Linked DNA regions of Mus musculus: region 2 is linked to region 1. A link is a loop called in an ENCODE intact Hi-C map of the cell type or tissue named here. Cell type or tissue: gastrocnemius. All regions are shown on one strand. Each heading gives the region's core, and the rest is flanking DNA. Links, peaks and the distances in the headings are about the cores only.

Region 1 (8,681 bases), core at 335-8,334:
TATATATAAGTGACCCCAAAAGTTCTTCCAGAGAATTCCTACAGCTAATAAACACCTTCACCAAGGTGGCTGGATACAAAAAATTCCTCAAAAAAAAAAAATCAGTAGCCCTCCTTTATACAAATGATAAATGGGCTGAGAGGGAAATCAGGGAAACAACTCCCTTCACAATAGCCATAAATAATATAAAATATCTTGGTAGAACTCCAACCAAGCAAGTGAAAGACATGTATGACATGAACTTCAAGTCTCTGAAAGAAAAAACTGAAGAAGATATCAGAAAACAGAAAGATCTTCCATGCTCATGGATCAATAGGATTGATGTAGTAAAATGGCAATTTTCCCAAAAGCATCTGCAGATTCAATGAAATTCTCATCAAAATTCCAACACAATTCTTTACAGACCTTAAAAGAACAGTTTTCAACTTCATATGGAAAAGCAACAAATCTAGGATAGCTAAAACAATCCTGTATAATAAAAGAACTTCTGGAGGTATCACCATCCTTGATTATAGGCATAATACACCTGTATTACAGAGAAATAGTAATACAAACTGCATGATATTGGTATAGAAATAGGATGATCAATGGAATTGAATCAAACACTCAGGCATAAACCCTCACACCTATGGACACTTGATTTTTGACAAAGATGCCAAAACCTTACAATGGAAAAAAGAAAGCATCTTCAACAAATAGTGCTGGTTTAGCTCTATATTTAGAAAAATGTAAATAGATACATATTTATCACCCTGTACAAAATTCAAGTCCAAGTGGATCAAAGACCTCCACATAAAATTAGATACACTAAATGCAATAGAAGAGAGAATGAGGAATAGCCTTGAAATAATTGGTACAGGAGACAACTTCCTGAGCAGAACACCAAAAGCTCAGGCACTAAGCTCAACAGTTAATAAATGGGACATCATGAAACTGAAAAACTTTGTACAGCAACGAACACTGTCAATAGGACAAAGCAGAGGTATACAGAATAGGAAAAGATTTTCACCAACTCTACATCTGAAAGAGGGCTACTATCTAAAATATATAAAGAACTCAAGAAGCTAGACACCAACAAACCAAATAACCCAATTTAAAAATGGGGTAAAGAAAGAATTCTCAACAGAGGGTTCACTAATGGCTGGCTGTCACTTAAATGTTCAATATCCTTAGTCATAAGGGAAATGCAAATCAAAATGACTCTGTGATTCCATTCATCAGAATGACTAAGATCAAAAACTCAAGGGACAACACATTGCTGGTGAGGATGTGGAGCAAGGGGAGCACTCCTCCATTGATGAAGGGAGTGAAAATTTGTACAACCACATTGGAAATCAACTTGGTGGTTTCTCAGAAAATTGGAAATATTTCTACCTCAAGACCCAGCTATTCCACTCCTGGGCATATACCCAAAAGATCTTCTATCATCCCACAAGGACACGTGCTCCACTACATTCATAGCAGATTTATTCATAATAGTCAGAAATGGGAAACAACCCAGATGCCCCTCATTGAGAATGGATAAAGAAATTGTGGTTTATTTATGTAATGGAATACTACTTAGCTATTGAAAACAAGAACATCAAGAAATTTGCAGACAAATGGATAAACTAGAAAAGATCATCCTGAGTGAACTAATCCAGACCCAAAAGGACACACATGATATATAACTCACTTATATATTAGCCATAAAATACAGGATACCCATACTATAATCAACAGACCCAAAAAAGCTAAACAAGGAGGGCCCACAGGAGGATGCTTAAATCTTACTCAGAAGGGGAAACAAAGTAGTCATTGGGGGCTGATGAAGGGAGGGAAATGATTGAGAAAGCAGATCCAGAGGAAAACAGGACTGGAGAGATCAGGTGTAGGAAGAGCCAGGGAGAAAGGATCTGGAGAGTGAATGGAAATATGTGGCATCTGGGAGTGAGTGGGGGGTATATTTCTAGGATGTGCCAGAGACTTGGGATGGGGGAGGCTACAGAGAGTCTATGAGGGTAGACTCTAGCTGATACTCTTAGCAGTGGGGGATATAAAGCCTGAAGTGGCCATATTGTGTAACCAGGCAGGAATCCCAGTGGAGGGAAAAAGACACCAACCCACCTACAAAATCTTCAACCCCAAATTTATTCTGTGTACAAGAAGTATAGGATCAAAGATGGAGCAGAGACTGAGGGGATGGCCAACCAATGACTTGAGAACCATCCCATGGGCAAGAACCAATCCCTGACACTATTAATGGTAATCTGTTATAGGAACCTAGCATAACTGTCCTCTGAGAGGCTCAACCCAGCTGATGGAAACAGATGCAGAGACCCTCAGCCAAACATTAGATGCAGCTTGAGAGGGCTTGTCAGAGTTGAGGGAAGAATTGAGGGACCAGGAACAGATAGGGACTCCATAGGAAGACTAACACAGTTAACTAACCTACACCCTTGGGGGCTTCCAGAAACTGAACCGCCAACCAAAGAACATACATGGACTGGACCTAAGGTTCCCCCAATAATGCAGGTCTCACAACAACTGGAACAGGGCCCGTCCCTGACTCTCTTGCCTGGCTGTGGATCCTGTTCCCCTATCTGGGTTGCCTTGTCTGGCCTCAGTGGGAGAGGATGTACCTAGTTCTGCAGTGACTTCATGTGGCTGGGTGGGGCTTCCCCCTTCTCAGAGGAGAACGGAAGACAGGAAGGAGCCCTATGAGAAGGGATACAGGATTGTGATTGTGATGTAAAGTAAATAAATAAATTAATTAACGGAAAAACAAGAGTTGCCTTGGTGATGATGTCTCTTTACAGCAATAAAACCCTAACTAAGACACTGTCTAAGTACATCCTTTTTTTTCCCTGTAATTTAAACCTTGACTACTTTAATGCTTGGGGGCAAAACCTTCACAATAGAAGTAGATCAAAAATTAAACAGAATGGAAATTCAAATATGCCATACCCTGATGTCAGTTAAGAAGCATTAAAAAGTTCAATACTTAAAAGATGTAGGGGGGCTGGCGAGATGGCTCAGTGGTTAAGAGCGCCGACTGCTCTTCTGAAGGTCCCGAGTTCAAATCCCAGCAACCACATGGTGGCTCACAACCATCCATAACGAAATCTGATGCCCTCTTCTGGAGTGTCTGAAGACAGCTACAGTGTACTTACATATAATAAATAAATAAATCTTTAAAAAAAAAAAAAAGATGTAGGATAAAGACTGGTGAAAAAAAAAATCTAAAAGCCAGGCATGGTGGCACATGCCTGTAATCACAGCACTCTGAAGAATAAAGCAGGAGAATCAGGAGTTCAGCCTTGGTTTTGTAGTCAGAACCTAGGGGTGTGGATTAGAGAGGAAGGTAAAGAACAATAAACCTAACCCCCAACCTTCTGAAAACTAATGTGTTGAAATATTATAGGACAGGCTTACGTAGGATACATTATTTGTTGTCTACTTCATTTGCAGATATTTTATTTTTATAAATTAATGAAACATAAACATTAAGCAGAACCCTTCTGGCTGGGTGCAGTGGTACATTCCCTTAATCCCTGAACTAGGGAGAGTCTAGGCAGTGAGATCACTACAAAGTAGAGGCCAGCTTGTATCAAATGAAACCTAGCTCTCTAAATACAAACAAACCAAGCACCTTTACGGAATGCTGCTTAGTTATAAAGCATAATTTCTGTTCTCTTGCTGCCACCTACCAACCATCCAAGGCAAAGCAGGCTATGAGCATTGGATAATCCCTTCAGAAATGTTAGCAGCATCACTTCATGCTCTTTTGGCTAAGATCAAGTATAGAAATGAATGCAGCACCTCGACTGCCTCTCATTTCAAAGTTTCAAAATCACACTTCCAAACAACCTGTACACATAGCAATCCTTTCAATGACAAGCAGATTTAGGTACTGTTAGGGTTCTTCACTCAACAGGCGGCTTAAATATGGAAGAGTCAGCCCTGGATTATTATTAGATATGGGTGTTATAGAAAAAACAGGTTAAGGAAATTCATTTAGTAAATGCTGGTTGACTCCTTTAATATGTGTTTTAAGATGGTTTTAATCTACCTGTCTGTCTTTCTATCTTATCTGTCTATCTGTCTGTCTGTCTAGGAGGCATCCACATTCAACAGTGTCACTGTACAACATGTGAGCATTGATGATCTCCTACTACCATGTGGGTTCCACGGACTAAAATCAGGTCATCACATTTGGTGACAAGTGCCTTTATCTATAAGCCATAATGCTTTTATACTGCATCCATTGATGCATCAGTCTAGTTGAAACACAATGTGTTTCAGAGGCATTTGTTATATAAGTAAGATGGGCTTACTCCAACACAGGAAATGCTTTGCTCAATTTCATCTGTAATTATTTACCTTTCAGTTATAAAACCCTAATATAGAACTGTTAGCAGTGAAATGACTATAGCATTGCAACAATAATGATGATTTTTGTCAGGTCACAAAGAAACCTGGTCACCTGTGGCTCCTGCCAGCACTTCTCACCCTAGCCCCTGCTAAGGTTCAAGAATTGCTGAAGGAAGAACCCAGACTCAAATAGTATGCAAAAGTAAAGGGTGTTTCTTCTGCAGAAACAACCAGCATGCAGGGGGTCAACCATTCATGAAAATGGCAACCACCAGAGAAGCTCTCAGGCTCCTTCTATGTGGGATTAGGGCAATTTTCCTAGCAGCAGTGATATTAGTACAATTTTAATAGGTTGCTATGTTAGTTCTACCATTCCTGGTGAAGCCTTGAAGAATTACAGAGACTGACTCAGCTCCAGCCTTGCTGTCTCCTTAGGCCAGAAACCAGAAACCAGAAACCAACTCAGCTCCCAGGAACCAACTCAGCTCCAAGCTTATCTTTCCTATGTCAGGGCTATCAGTGATGAACGACCCATTGCTAGTGGCTTTCTTTGAGGAATCTTATACGCTTTTCTGGGAAGCTGAAAAAGTTTTATTCTCAAGTTTTAAAACCTCTCACCTCTACCTTAAACCTCTCTAGCCCAGTAGCTGGACTTCCATCCTCTTTCCCCAGGCTTCTTCTTTTCTTCTTTTTCCCATGTAATCCAGACACTTCAGCTCATAATCTCTCTCTCTCTCTCTCTCTCTCTCTCTCTCTCTCTCTCTCTCTCTCTCTCTCTCTCTCTCTCTCGATTTGTTTTTTCAAATTTTATTTATTTATTTTATTTACATCCCAAACACTGCCCTCCCTGCCCCCCCTTACATTCCTTCCCCATTGCCCCTCCCCTTCTCCTCTGAGAGGGTGCCCCCCCTCATGTTTTCCAGTTGGACCTCTCTCTTATCATTCTCTCTTGCTCTCTCCCTCTCTCACTCTTCTCATGGCATTGTCAGTCTGGACCCTTCCAAGTGCCCCCAACTATGCTTTCCTTCACATCTACAATAAAACCTTACCCTCAACCATACCTTGGGGAAATCTTGTCTTCATTTTAATTCAAACTTACAGCAGTTTCCTCCCATTTAATTTACTTTACAGAAACCATGTTGACTAAGTTAGACAAGTATTATAACTATTTTAGAACAAAATAAATAGTCTCAGAACCTTTAAGGAATTGTTTAAGATCACCAGGAACAGAATCCTACACAGAGGCAAATCTCACTTTCCGATGGTCTTTCATTCACTTGTTAGCAAATACTATAGTAAGATGAATGTGTGCCATAAGCGGGTATTGAGGATAATGTGGTGTTCTATTTAAAAACTGGAGGTATGTTAGGGAGAGTCTGAGGAAACCACACCTAAAGAATAGATCAAAGAAAATCAGAAGAGAAAATGGGAGGCATGGATCCAGGCAAAGGGAATAACAAGGTGATAACCCAAATTCCTCTGTGTCAGTGCCCAAAAAACTCCTTTCCCCAAAGCCTGGCATTTAGACAAAGGCCAACACTCCCTCAGGGACGTAAAGATAGTTCCCATTTGCTAAAAGGAATCATTCTACTTATTTCTGGCAAAAGGAACATATAGCTGTCCCATTAACATGTGGCTGTGATGTCTATTATTAGAATGTTTAGGTCAACACTAGCTTCTAGGTTCCCTCATTCCAAGCAAAAGCCCCCACCCCAACTCACAGGCTCTTTTCTTCCCAAGTACCCATTCCCATGTGATCCTAGAGATCCCTCTCCCATTCCCTAGCCCCATCCCAGCACTTCTCTCTGATATCGCAAGAGACAACTTTGGCAATTTGGAATAAACTTTCCCCTTTTCACCCATGGACCAGCTATTTTTCTTTACTGTGCCCATTTCATTCATCTGGTACTCAAAACCTGGGAGGGGCATATATGAACCCTCTTCCAAGAATCTCAGCTTCTCCTAATCCAACCAAATTGTCAATGTTTCCTTTCTAGCAGGGGATGACTTGTCCATGCTGGCTTCTACCATCCACTGTATTTGACTCCAAATTCTAGAGTTTTACTCTTCAGCCACTTCTTCCCTCTGCCTGTTCTACCTATCAGTATCTTCTCACCTGCTCAGTAAATAGTCTCTCTCTGACTCCTGAAGCCTACTGTGCCCTCCTGAGCACCTCTCATCTGGGCATCTCTCCATCTCTTTTGCTCCTGAAGATAACTATGTCCTCCAGGGTATCCACTACAAGAGCATCTCTCTACTAAGACACTTACCACTCTTCCTATATTGGAGCCCTTCTTTCCCCCCAAAAGCCTCTCCATATGTTTCTCCTGACCTGCTCTAACGTATACTAATCTCTCCTATACTATGTTTCACTCCTGAGTCTTGTCTATAATTACCATGAATTTCACATTGGTGTATCAGGATGCTCCTCTAGTCCTACTGAGCCCCCATCACATGGAAAGGTATCTTCTCCTGTGTGATTTAGGACATTTCTATCTGACAAGTCTCAGTCTGCTTGAGGAAACCTAGATTGGAATTCTCATCGCAGCACTTGTCCTTCTCTGCTCTTCCTTTAATCCTTCTGGATGGAACTAAGAATGTCTCGCTTCCCCCTGGTCTGCCTTAGGATCTTCCCACTAAAAACCTAACCCCTCAACTCTGCTTGCTTGTCTACTCAAATCTCTACCTACCCTAGGATTTACTGAAATTATTAAGCTTTGTCACTTTGTTTTTACTGCAACATGGGCCGGCCATAATACAAACTTGAAAATCAGTCTCAATGGGCAAAGGATGGCATATTTGACATCAAATCTTCGCTGATCTTGACAAACACTAACACTGCATGGGAAAGTGGTCTGAGTCCACCTATGTATGGGCTTTCTTCACTTTTCATTCTCACCCTTCCCTCTGTACTCATACCATGTTCACCAGGTTCTAAAAAAAAAAAAGCAAGCCCCTTCCTGAAGCTGGTCAGGATCTAGAGCCCTCTGTTCCCACTCTTTTAAAAGACTTCAATATAAAGGATGAACCATGACCCTGACCCTGGGCATCTCCTCAACTTAACTCTTTCTCCAGTACTCTCCAAGGAAATTAATTTTGATAAACTGAAGGAGGTCACCCAGAATCTAGATGAAAAATCTGCCCAGGTCCTCACTATGCTTACACAATCCTTCCTTTAGTATGAAAAGCTAGATTGTCCTAATTTTCAAGGGTAGCTTTTCCTTAACTCTCACTTTTCTTCAAAACTTAAGAGGCTGGATGATGGGCCTCAAACATCCCCTAAGAGATCTGTTCACTGTAGCATTTATGGTATTTAATGAAGGAGATGTACAGGAAAAGACAGAAAAAGCTTCTCATGATAGAGTACCAGCTCCTAGCTGTAGCCCTTAGGTCTTCTCCGAAGAAGATGAGGCAGAGAAGAACGACACCTGGAGCTTGCTTTAAATGTGGCAAAGCCAGAAACTGGTGAAAATCTGCCTTCATTCAGCCTGCCACAATGACCCTGTCCAAACTGTGGATAAACAAGACACTAGAGAATTGACTGACCCTCTTTGCCTAGACAAAGCAGATGTTTTCCCCAATTTCCTCCTTCACAGAAAAGTCTCTTGGATCTTCTGGGCCTGGCAGCTGAAGACTGATGCTGCCCTTGGACTTCACTCCCAATAAAATCAAAATTACTACTGAGGAACCTAGGGTAACTGTCCTGGTAGCTAATAAGTCTCTGTTATTCTTAATAGATTCTGAAGCTACTTGGTCTATATTTCCTGATTACTGCAGTGAAACTTATTCTCCTCAGATCATCAATCATGGTGAATGTTCACAGTCAGCCCCATCATCCAAGCACTATGGGGCCCCTCCTCTGATTCCTCTGGGTCCACGTAATAGCCAACTCCTTCCCCATCATACCTCATTGCTCAACCCCATTATTGGGCAAAGATATCATAATAAAGCTACACATTTCCTTTTCTTTTCAACCAACTCCCTCTAGAGTTTTTCATCTACTCCTAATGTCTGAGGAGCCCTGATATTCACTGACTAACATTAATGCTCCACTCTACCCCCTACCAGATTCCCTCAATGACACAAAAGTATGAGACATTGCCTCTCTCTCTCAGTGGTGTCCATCATTCTACTGTTGAGATCCTACTCCAAGCTAAGCAATTTTGCCTTTAATACTAGCACTCAAGAGGGAGAGGGAGGGGGGAGGGAGGGGGAGGGGGAGGGAGATGAAGTAATGTTCCACTTGCACCCCAACTGCCCCACAAGGGGGATTGTGACTCCCTCCCTACTTTAACCCACACCAATTTAGGGGCAGTTTTCCATGGGGG
Region 2 (8,681 bases), core at 181-8,180, 420 kb before region 1:
TTGCCAGCTGCCCTAAGCAGGATAGCTGACCTCACTCCTGCCTGGGCAAAGCAGGGGAGCTCACCCTGATGGAGCAGGTGTAGGAGAGAGCTGGTGAGCTGAACAACTCACCATCATCCAGGGCTTTGAGTTGGCCCACCCCAACATCTATGCCATCTGTGAACTGCTGGGGCTACAGATCCAAAACTACAAGACCTTCATGTCACAGGGCAACAACAGGACATCAGAAAGGAATCCCCGTGAGGATCCAGTATTGATATGGTAGCAGAACCCAGAGGCCTTGTACCACACCAATGACTCAATGAAATGAACATCTGCAAGTAACTGTTTAGGCAATAGGTATCCTGTGTGACATTGACACACCACAGCTTCTTCTGTGAGATGGTTTGTATGTGTGTGTGTTTATTGTTATTTTATTTTTTGAGGAAGATTGCAACAGCACAAGTCCAATACGGGGGGACAGGAGATGAGTGAGATTGGGGTGCATGATATGAAATTCACAAAGAATCAATAAAAAGTTAAGAAATAAGAAGTAAAGTATGAACCTTATGATTTTACTTTTCTTTTAAAATATGCACTTAATATGAAATATTACATGTAAGAACATTAAAAGTAGCTAATACTCGGTGGTGGAATTGAAGACCATTTAAAATTCCTTATTTTTAAACTATATATATATTTTTAGTTTCTTCTATAAAGAAGTTTTATATGAAATGAAAAATTTTAAGCATTTATGCAGTTAAGATTCCAACAGGGTATCCAGTTTCTTGGACACACCAATACTCTGGCACAACAGACCTGTCTTAGATAACAAGGTTTTCCAAAACAGGAATATTCTAGACAGATGGAGGACTAGCATCCCTGAGGAGTCCTTGAGCTCTGAACCCCAAATTCCTGACTGATTGCTCATTCTCCTAGAGATAAGAGCCTTGAGTGCTTATCACCCATCCATGCTGACCTGAAGCTTTCAAAACAGAACCCTGAAGTGTAGGCTGATCACATGAGTCCCATCTCCTGCGACAAATCCCCAATGTCTCTAGGCTCAGCATGTCAACAGCTGTGTCCTCCGCCTCATGCTCACACAAGCCTCCCCTCATGCTCCCACAAGCCTCCCCTCAGGTTCACACAACCCTCCCCTCAGGCTCACACAAGTCTCCCCTCATACTCACACAAGCCTCCCTGCATGCTCACATAAATGCTCACGCAAGCGTCCCTCTTATGCCCATACAAGCTAACTTCTTTGAGCATTTCTGACTGCACACTTCAGTCCCTGCACTTACCCTGGCAGGCCTCATAGGATGGCAGCTGCTGACATACTCCTGCCCTTGTTCTTGACTTTAAGCAGGTTGTGTGGGATACAATAGAGTCAGGAGAGGTAGGCAAGTGGAGAGGGGGCTTGTCTGAGCATTCTCTAGGAAACAAAGCTTTATTATGGTATAACTAACATAGACTATATTGTACATTATACAGCTTAAGCTTTCACATACACACATACCTCAGAAATAGCCACCACAATTACAAAGCCAAAAAAAAAAAACCTAACAAATGAAAAACAAGTAATCAGTATATTCCTTCTGTCTACACATAACTAAGATCTGCTTTCTGTTGCTGTGATCTTCATTCTCTATACACATGGAATGAATACACACACACACACACACACACATATATATATATATATACATACACACTCACATTTCATATATATCTATAAGAAGAAGAAAAGTACTTAAATGAATCAGAAATAGCCTCTTAAAGGGTTTTGTTTTGTATACTTTTGTTTTGTTTTATAGAGAGACAATGTCTTTGTATATAGCCCTGGCTTTCCTGGAATTCACAGAGATCTTCCTGCTTCCACTTCCCAACTTCTGGGTTTAAATGTGTTTGCCACCATGCCTGGTTTTTTTTTTTTTTAGACAGAATATGACTATGTCAACCAGGCTGGCCTTGTTGGGATTAAAGGTGTGATCCACCTCCCTCCGTGCCATTTCTTGACTGAATTGTTGCCACATATACCTACTAGTTTCTCTACTTAGAATTTTAAGCTATTGAAACACTCATCCTCTTCGTCATGTAGCTTAAGTGGAGCTTTTAAATATGTGTATTTTATTTTTATTATTGTTTTTATGTGTGTGGCTATTTTGTGCATGTACTGCTATGCACTGCTTGATGCCTGGTACCCATAGAGGCCAGAAGAGGGCATCAGATCCCCTGGTACTGGAGTTACAGACGGTTATGAGCTGCTAAACTTGGTTCAGAGACAAACCCTCTGGAAGAGGCCCAGTTACTTAACCACTGAGCCCCCTTTCCAGCCCTTGAACAGGTCTCGAAAGACATAGAGAACTAAACTAAAAGCTTCCAATGACCTCCTCCATCTTTTGAGTAGGAGGCTTTTTGCCTTACCTCAGCTTACTCGTTCTTCAGCTTTCTCTGCTCTTCCGTAACAGAACAGTCCTCAGAGAAACAGTGTTCTCATTGCCTCACTTCATGACCATTTTTTTTCCATCTACCCAGCTAACAGTCATTCTGGAGAGTAAGGGCAAGCCTCCTCTCCCTTCATTAGCTACCCATCTTTCCATTTTCTACCTAGATAAGCTCACTGTGTCAACACGCCAAGGATTGTGCCCCAGAACTAACAAATTCCCAGGATGTGCTTAACATTCTAACTGAGGTCTCTCACCTATCTTTTACAAAACAGCCAAGGTGGTCAACTTAGTGCAACAAAACACATTCACGGGAATTCAAGCCCTGCTTGGGCAATTTTAAGAGATCCTACTTCAAAATAAAAAGCGAAAAGAGGGCTTAGATGTATCTCAGTGGTAGGACACTCACACATAGCATGCATGAGACCCTAAATTTAGTCTCCCTTGTTAATCCCCCAATGAAAAACTTTTTATAAAACCTCTATAACATTTGTTTTCCTTCCTCCAATTATTAACCCAAGAAAACTGATCAGACTCTTAAGAGTGGTTCTATAAATCTTCAAGGATTCTTGTATGCTCTAGGAATACAGCTAGAATTTGAATATATTTTGGGTCTGTATTCGTTTTCATAGATCCTCTCCTTTATCCTGAAAGGTGCAACTAATAAAAACCCTGCTGAGGGGCTACAGAGTGAAGGGAGGCTCGGTGGTAAGGTACTTGTCGCACATGCGTGAGGCCCTCAGTTTAATCCTCAGCCCTGCAAAACCAAAACATAACTTCACACTCAGCTGGATTTCACAGAAGAATATCAACCAGAGACTTTTGGATGTTCAATCTTCATAAAGGTACTAAAAAACTAAAACAGCTCACAAATCAAAATTAAGATTCTAATAATCAACAGCTTGTATCTCCATATTGCCATATTTTTCATAGTACAATCATTTTAGTCTCTTGCCAAAAGCAAGCATTAAAATTTCTTTCTTAGCTTTTTATAGAAAATTTAAATTGTTGTGCTAGCTTCTCATGGTAACAATACTCTTAATTTTTGTCACACTGAATTGAGAAGTTGCCTAGCAATGTGCTTGTTATTACTCCATGTACAGAGTTAAATCCTCTCTCTGTAAGATTAATAGCCTCATTAAAACTGAAAGTTGAGTTCTTCTTGCAGCAAACACTCATATACATAAAATAAAAATAAATTTTAAATCTCAAAAAAATTTAAGATTTGAAAATAGATAAAAGAGCCTGGCATGGTGGCTTATACCTTTAATCCCAGCTCTCAGGAGGCAGGGGTAGGTAAATCTCTGAGTTTGAGGTCAGCCTGGTCTACAGAGCGAGTTACAGAAAAGTCAGAGCTATATAGAGAAGCCTTGTCTTTGAAAATCAAAAATAGAAAAGAAAAAAGGGAGCTAGATGGTTCAGCTGTTAAGCGGGCTGACTGCTCTTCTGAGTTCAATTCCCAGCAACCAACCATATGGTGTTTCACAACCATCTGTAATGGGATCTAATGCCCTCTTCTGGTGTGTCTGAAGCTACAGTATACTTATATACATAAATAATCTTTTTTTTTTTTTTTTAAAGAAGAAAAGTAGGAAAAGTGTGATTGGTTTTTCTTTTTCTTTCCAGTAAGTTTCTCTTCCGGTAGCCCTTGCTGTTTTGAAACTCCCTCTGTCTTGAAACCTTTGGTCTGTAGACCAGACTGGTCTTGAACTCAGAGATCTGCTTACCTCTGCCTCCCGAGTACTTGGAGTGTGACACCACTGCCCAACTTTTTTCTATAGAAATGTACCATCTGGATTTATCCCGCAGCCAAAATATGTCAAGAGATAGTTGTTGATTATTGTTATTATTATTATTTTAATTAGAGGGAGGATAAACTAAATCACAAAGAAACCAGCAGGAGGAGAAAAAGGCAGCAACTCCAACCTGAGAAAAAGGGTCCAAATCACCCTCAACTCCCATATCCAGGCTGTGTGGCCACACAGGACCTGTGACATGTCGCCTTTTCAAATGAGCCAAGAAATAGTTTCTGGGGTGAAACAGAAGACCACAACTTGCTGCCCAAAATAAAAAATAAACATAAAAGAAAGGGATTTTAGGAAGGAGACTGCAATACGAGTCAGATGCCACAGCAGTTTAGGTGAAACCAGAGAATGGCTGTTGCTCAGAGGTACAAGGGACTTTGGAAAGTCGCTGGTCTACTCTTACCTCTGGCCTCCTCTAGCCATAAAGAAATCAGCTCACCTCCCTGGTTTTTGGTTTCTTCATGTGAAAGATGCGGTGTGGTAATAAGGCCAGTGGTTCTCAACTCGGCTGCTTACCAGAATCACCTGAACTTGAACTTCTGTCCTAACCACCTTCCATGTTCCTGCTTGCAGAAGTTCCTGTTCTTACCTAGCTTTCGGAGCTTGATGGAAGAGTTTAAAGCCTGGCAGAATAAAAGCAAGAGAGATGGGCAAAATTCAAAATAGTAAAGGACCCAAGTACATGTTCTTGTTAGCAGAAATCCCTGGCAATGGGAAGGGGAGGAACAGTTGGGACTGACAAAGTAGCACTGCAGCATAGTTGGACAAGTTGTTCCTCAGCACACATGATACCCTGGATCTGATCTCCAGCAGCACATAGAACCACGTCTAATGGCACTTGGGGAGCTGGAGTCAAGCAGATCAAGAGACAAACGTCATCCCGAGTGGTATAGTGAATTCAAGCCAGGGCTAGGATTAGGAAGTGGAGCCTGGATGGAGGCAGGCTCCAAAGTTTCTGAAGGCTCTCTCTACTCCTAGTGTTTGTTTTCTCTCTGCCTCCTACTTGCAGATTACAAGTGAGACCTCAGCTGTTCCTGCTGCTAAGCCTTTGTTCTGCCACTGTGGACAATTAACCCTTTGAAACCATAAGGCCAAATTAAACAATTTCTTTTTAAAGTTGTCTTAGTCACTGTGTCTTATCACAGCAATCGAAAAGTATGACAGCAGACAAAATCAAACCAGAAAGAAAAAAAAAAGCACACGTTACTTACAAAACCTGACACCACCAATCTTGTAGGCACCATTGGATGCATGCTTGTGACCTGTCTACTCTCAGAGCTCTGCCTACTTACTCCCTGTTCCATCAACACTTGTTGGCTTCTTTTTTTGGTAGGCTCAGGAAAAACCACAGAAACAGTTTCTAAGGAGGTGCTAATGTCCAAAATACAAGTGTGAGCCAGGCCCAGCAAAGAGCCTTGAGGCCAAACCAATGACCTCAGGACAGCCTCTCCATGGTAGGCCTCTCATTCTTACCAGAGGACCTGCCTGAGGAAGGCACAGCCTCGATAATCCTGCTTTACTACATCCCCTTTCCTCTGACCCTCCACCTTTTCATAGCCTTAAGTGTGCTTGAATCTTATGTCATATGTCTAAAAACAAATGTGACTCATTTTCTTTCACCTCCCTGGACCCTCAAAAGATGGGGTCTACAGTGGAAGTTCACTTTTCTGGAAACATGTGTTAGCTCTATCTAACTCCCACTAACTAATGAGAAGTGGGTTTAGGAGTAAAAGGAGGCAAAGGGGGTCTTTCTACAGCAGAATCAGGTGAGATGCACTCTGTCACTTATTGCCATGGCCCACGTAAGTTTACATTTGCCTGCCATTAGGTTCTGGCCACACTTCTCAGGCCAGCTGGCTTTCAATGGGAAATTTCCGTGAGATAGATACACAATCTATAGTACCCACTGCTCTAGGGCTTCTGCTGCCCAAAAGATCACTGAGCAAAAGACTGCTTAGAAAATATATGGTGGTTTCAGATGTGGAGCAAAACCTACTCGATTAGCTTTATTTTAAGTTTGCCCTTCCTGTGTCAGACTTCTCAAATGTTCACAGCTCCTCCCATGTTCTGCCAACATTCTATGGTCATCCTGGATCTAGGCTGTCTAACACAAACTTTTGCTATGATGTAAAACTGTCTATCTGTGCTGTCTAATATGGAGCCTCAAACTCAAACGGGCTACTGAGCATTTCAAAGGCAGCCAGTATGCCAAGAAGAGAGTATCTAATTTTATTATGTTTGATTTAATTTAAATATAATTAGAAACCTCAGGCTTGTGGCCAGCCTACTGGACAATACTGGTTAGGCCTTAATTCTGAGAACAGACCAGAGGATAGACTATAGGCTGGCACTGCATGGAAGGAAACACCCAGAGAGCTCTTCTAAGTCCCTGTGCCTATGTTGTAGGACAATGAAATCAGTACTCTGGGAAATGTGACCCAGACAGGTTTTTTTTTTAATATTTGTTAACATATTTTATTCCTTTTTATATATGTCAGTACACTGTCAGTTTCTTCAGACACACCAGAAGAGGGCGTCAGATCCAATTACAGATGGTTGTGAGCCACCATGTGGTTGCTGGGAATTGAACTCAGGGCCTCTAGGAAGAGCAGTCAGTGCTCTTAACCACTGAGCCATTTCTCCAGCCCCCAGAGAGTTTTTAAGGTTCTTCAGTGACACCAGTAGGAGACTAAGTTGAGAATTACTACTCTAAACCTCAAACATATCTTGAGTAGCAGCCATACAAATGCAAACAGGGTAACTAACATATGAACAATTAAGCCAAACAACTGCACCTAAGATGTAAATCAACTTTTGATGCATGGCAGATGCTCACCTGTCAAAAGTAAAGTAAGTGCTTGGCCTCTAAGGAAATTAATGAGGACAAAAAAAAAAAAAAAAAAAAAAAACACCTCTCAGAAAAGACAAAAAGAGAGGATTTTTTTTTTCATATAATTACCACCAGCCAAAGCCTACCTATCAGGAGCATCACCTTTCAACAACCAGGTACACCGAAAATCTAATATTTTGAACAAACATCTCTAATTGGATTTCTCTCTTTATCTTCCACAATCGCTGTGCCTAATTGTAAACTACTATCATTCTGTATTTTTCTTCAAAGGATAAGTCTGTGCCTTTTCAATGGACACATTCAATTTCTTGAATGGCAGCAATTAAAAAGCAGGTACTGGTGTAAAGTCCTGCTCTGGTGCGCTCTTCTCCAGCAGGCACTGCTTCAAGCTCCACTCGCCATTACTGACGTCACCAAATGGCTCCTTAACCGCGTGAAGCTTCTGCTAGAAACCCTGACTTATAGAGGTGTCATACATGATGTAAGGAGCACCCAAAGACACTCAGGTTTCTACAGCCTCTCCTCTTCCAATAAGCATTTCCCAACGGCATGTAATGCTCTTCAGGGCGGCTGTTGACAGCATTCCAAGGCTGATACAAAAAGCTTTTCAACGTAGCACTGCTGAGCAGGAAGACTCTCTGGAGACAAGTGAAGTAAATGTGACCCAAAGTTATACTCTCTTCCCCCAGTTACTGTGCACAGTCATCCAATCACAGAACCCAACTCTGGAGTTGGCAGGAGCTTCAGTGAGGCACACCAACCAACCAACCAGCCAACTCCCCCCTCTAAGAGAAAGCTGGCTGTGGCCATTTACACTCACTGCCAAGAAAGAATTCCTTACAGAACAAATAGAATTCCTGTTGCCATGGCAATCAGACTGAGTTCCTGTCCATCTTGGCCTGAGTGGGCACTCAGCAGCACCATTAACCTCTCAACTGCTCACCTCTAAAGGCGGCAGAATCCAGACGTTTAACAGGTTAAAATGACACTCACAATGGGATCCAGCCTACACTCAATTTGCATTATGAGGGATAGGGCAAAAGCTTTGGCCTACATAACCCAGATTCTCAGATAAAGACTGGACATCAATTAAAACTGGTCTTAGATTTTAGAAATAAACTTCAATATAAGCTCTAAAATCTGTATGAGAAATACTTTAAAAGATGTTATTTATCTGACATTCAAATGTAACCAAGCATTATGGGTTTTCTGTTCTGTTTCAGTTTTGATTTCCCTGTTTGCAACTCCACACATCCCTATGCTGGGAGGTGAAAGACTGAGAGGAGGAGGACTCACTCTTCTGTCCCCACCTACTCCCCCACCCAACCATTCCATTATCTTAGGGTCTGCAGAAACTAATTAACTACTGCTACCTGATAAATGAGTGCCTAGGCTTCTGTATACCACATGTGCTAATTATATACCTAAGTGCCAAATACACAAGCAACTGACAAACTACATTTTTTACTTTCCTGAATAAGGACTCATCAAAAACGTTAAGTTGGAGTAAGTGTCATGAATGAAAGAAGTAACTGATTGGTAGATGTTATTATTCAACAAAATTAGAAACAAAAATTTGTTTTGGAAAAATAACAAAGACAA

Evidence for each region. Hi-C counts contacts between places; a loop is a spot of excess contacts. Peaks named below come from ENCODE experiments on the same cell type or tissue, not always from the same donor. Only the 100,000 strongest peaks of a DNase experiment are listed, where the experiment ranks them.
Region 2: a loop joins it to region 1, with 6 times the contacts of the local background. A loop is called at or near these places in 30 of 42 quality-filtered maps.

The regions. Positions count from the first base shown.
Region 1 is chr11:30,653,613-30,662,293 of GRCm38, forward strand. No RefSeq gene overlaps it. Among named protein-coding and RNA genes, the nearest start is that of Acyp2, 8.6 kb to the left of the region's middle. In gastrocnemius, for the core only: a CTCF peak has its summit at 3,692; a DNase peak (open chromatin) is centred at 3,684.
Region 2 is chr11:30,235,942-30,244,622 of GRCm38, forward strand. Gm51887 (a long non-coding RNA gene) reads left to right here. Exons shown (of 3, transcript XR_003949652.1): 3 at 1-1,299. It also overlaps a transcript of Sptbn1 not described here. Among named protein-coding and RNA genes, the nearest start is that of Gm51887, 19 kb to the left of the region's middle. In gastrocnemius, for the core only: a CTCF peak has its summit at 2,194 (motif pointing right); DNase peaks (open chromatin) are centred at 2,221 and 7,862; H3K4me3 peaks cover 1,507 bases; H3K27ac peaks cover 4,370 bases.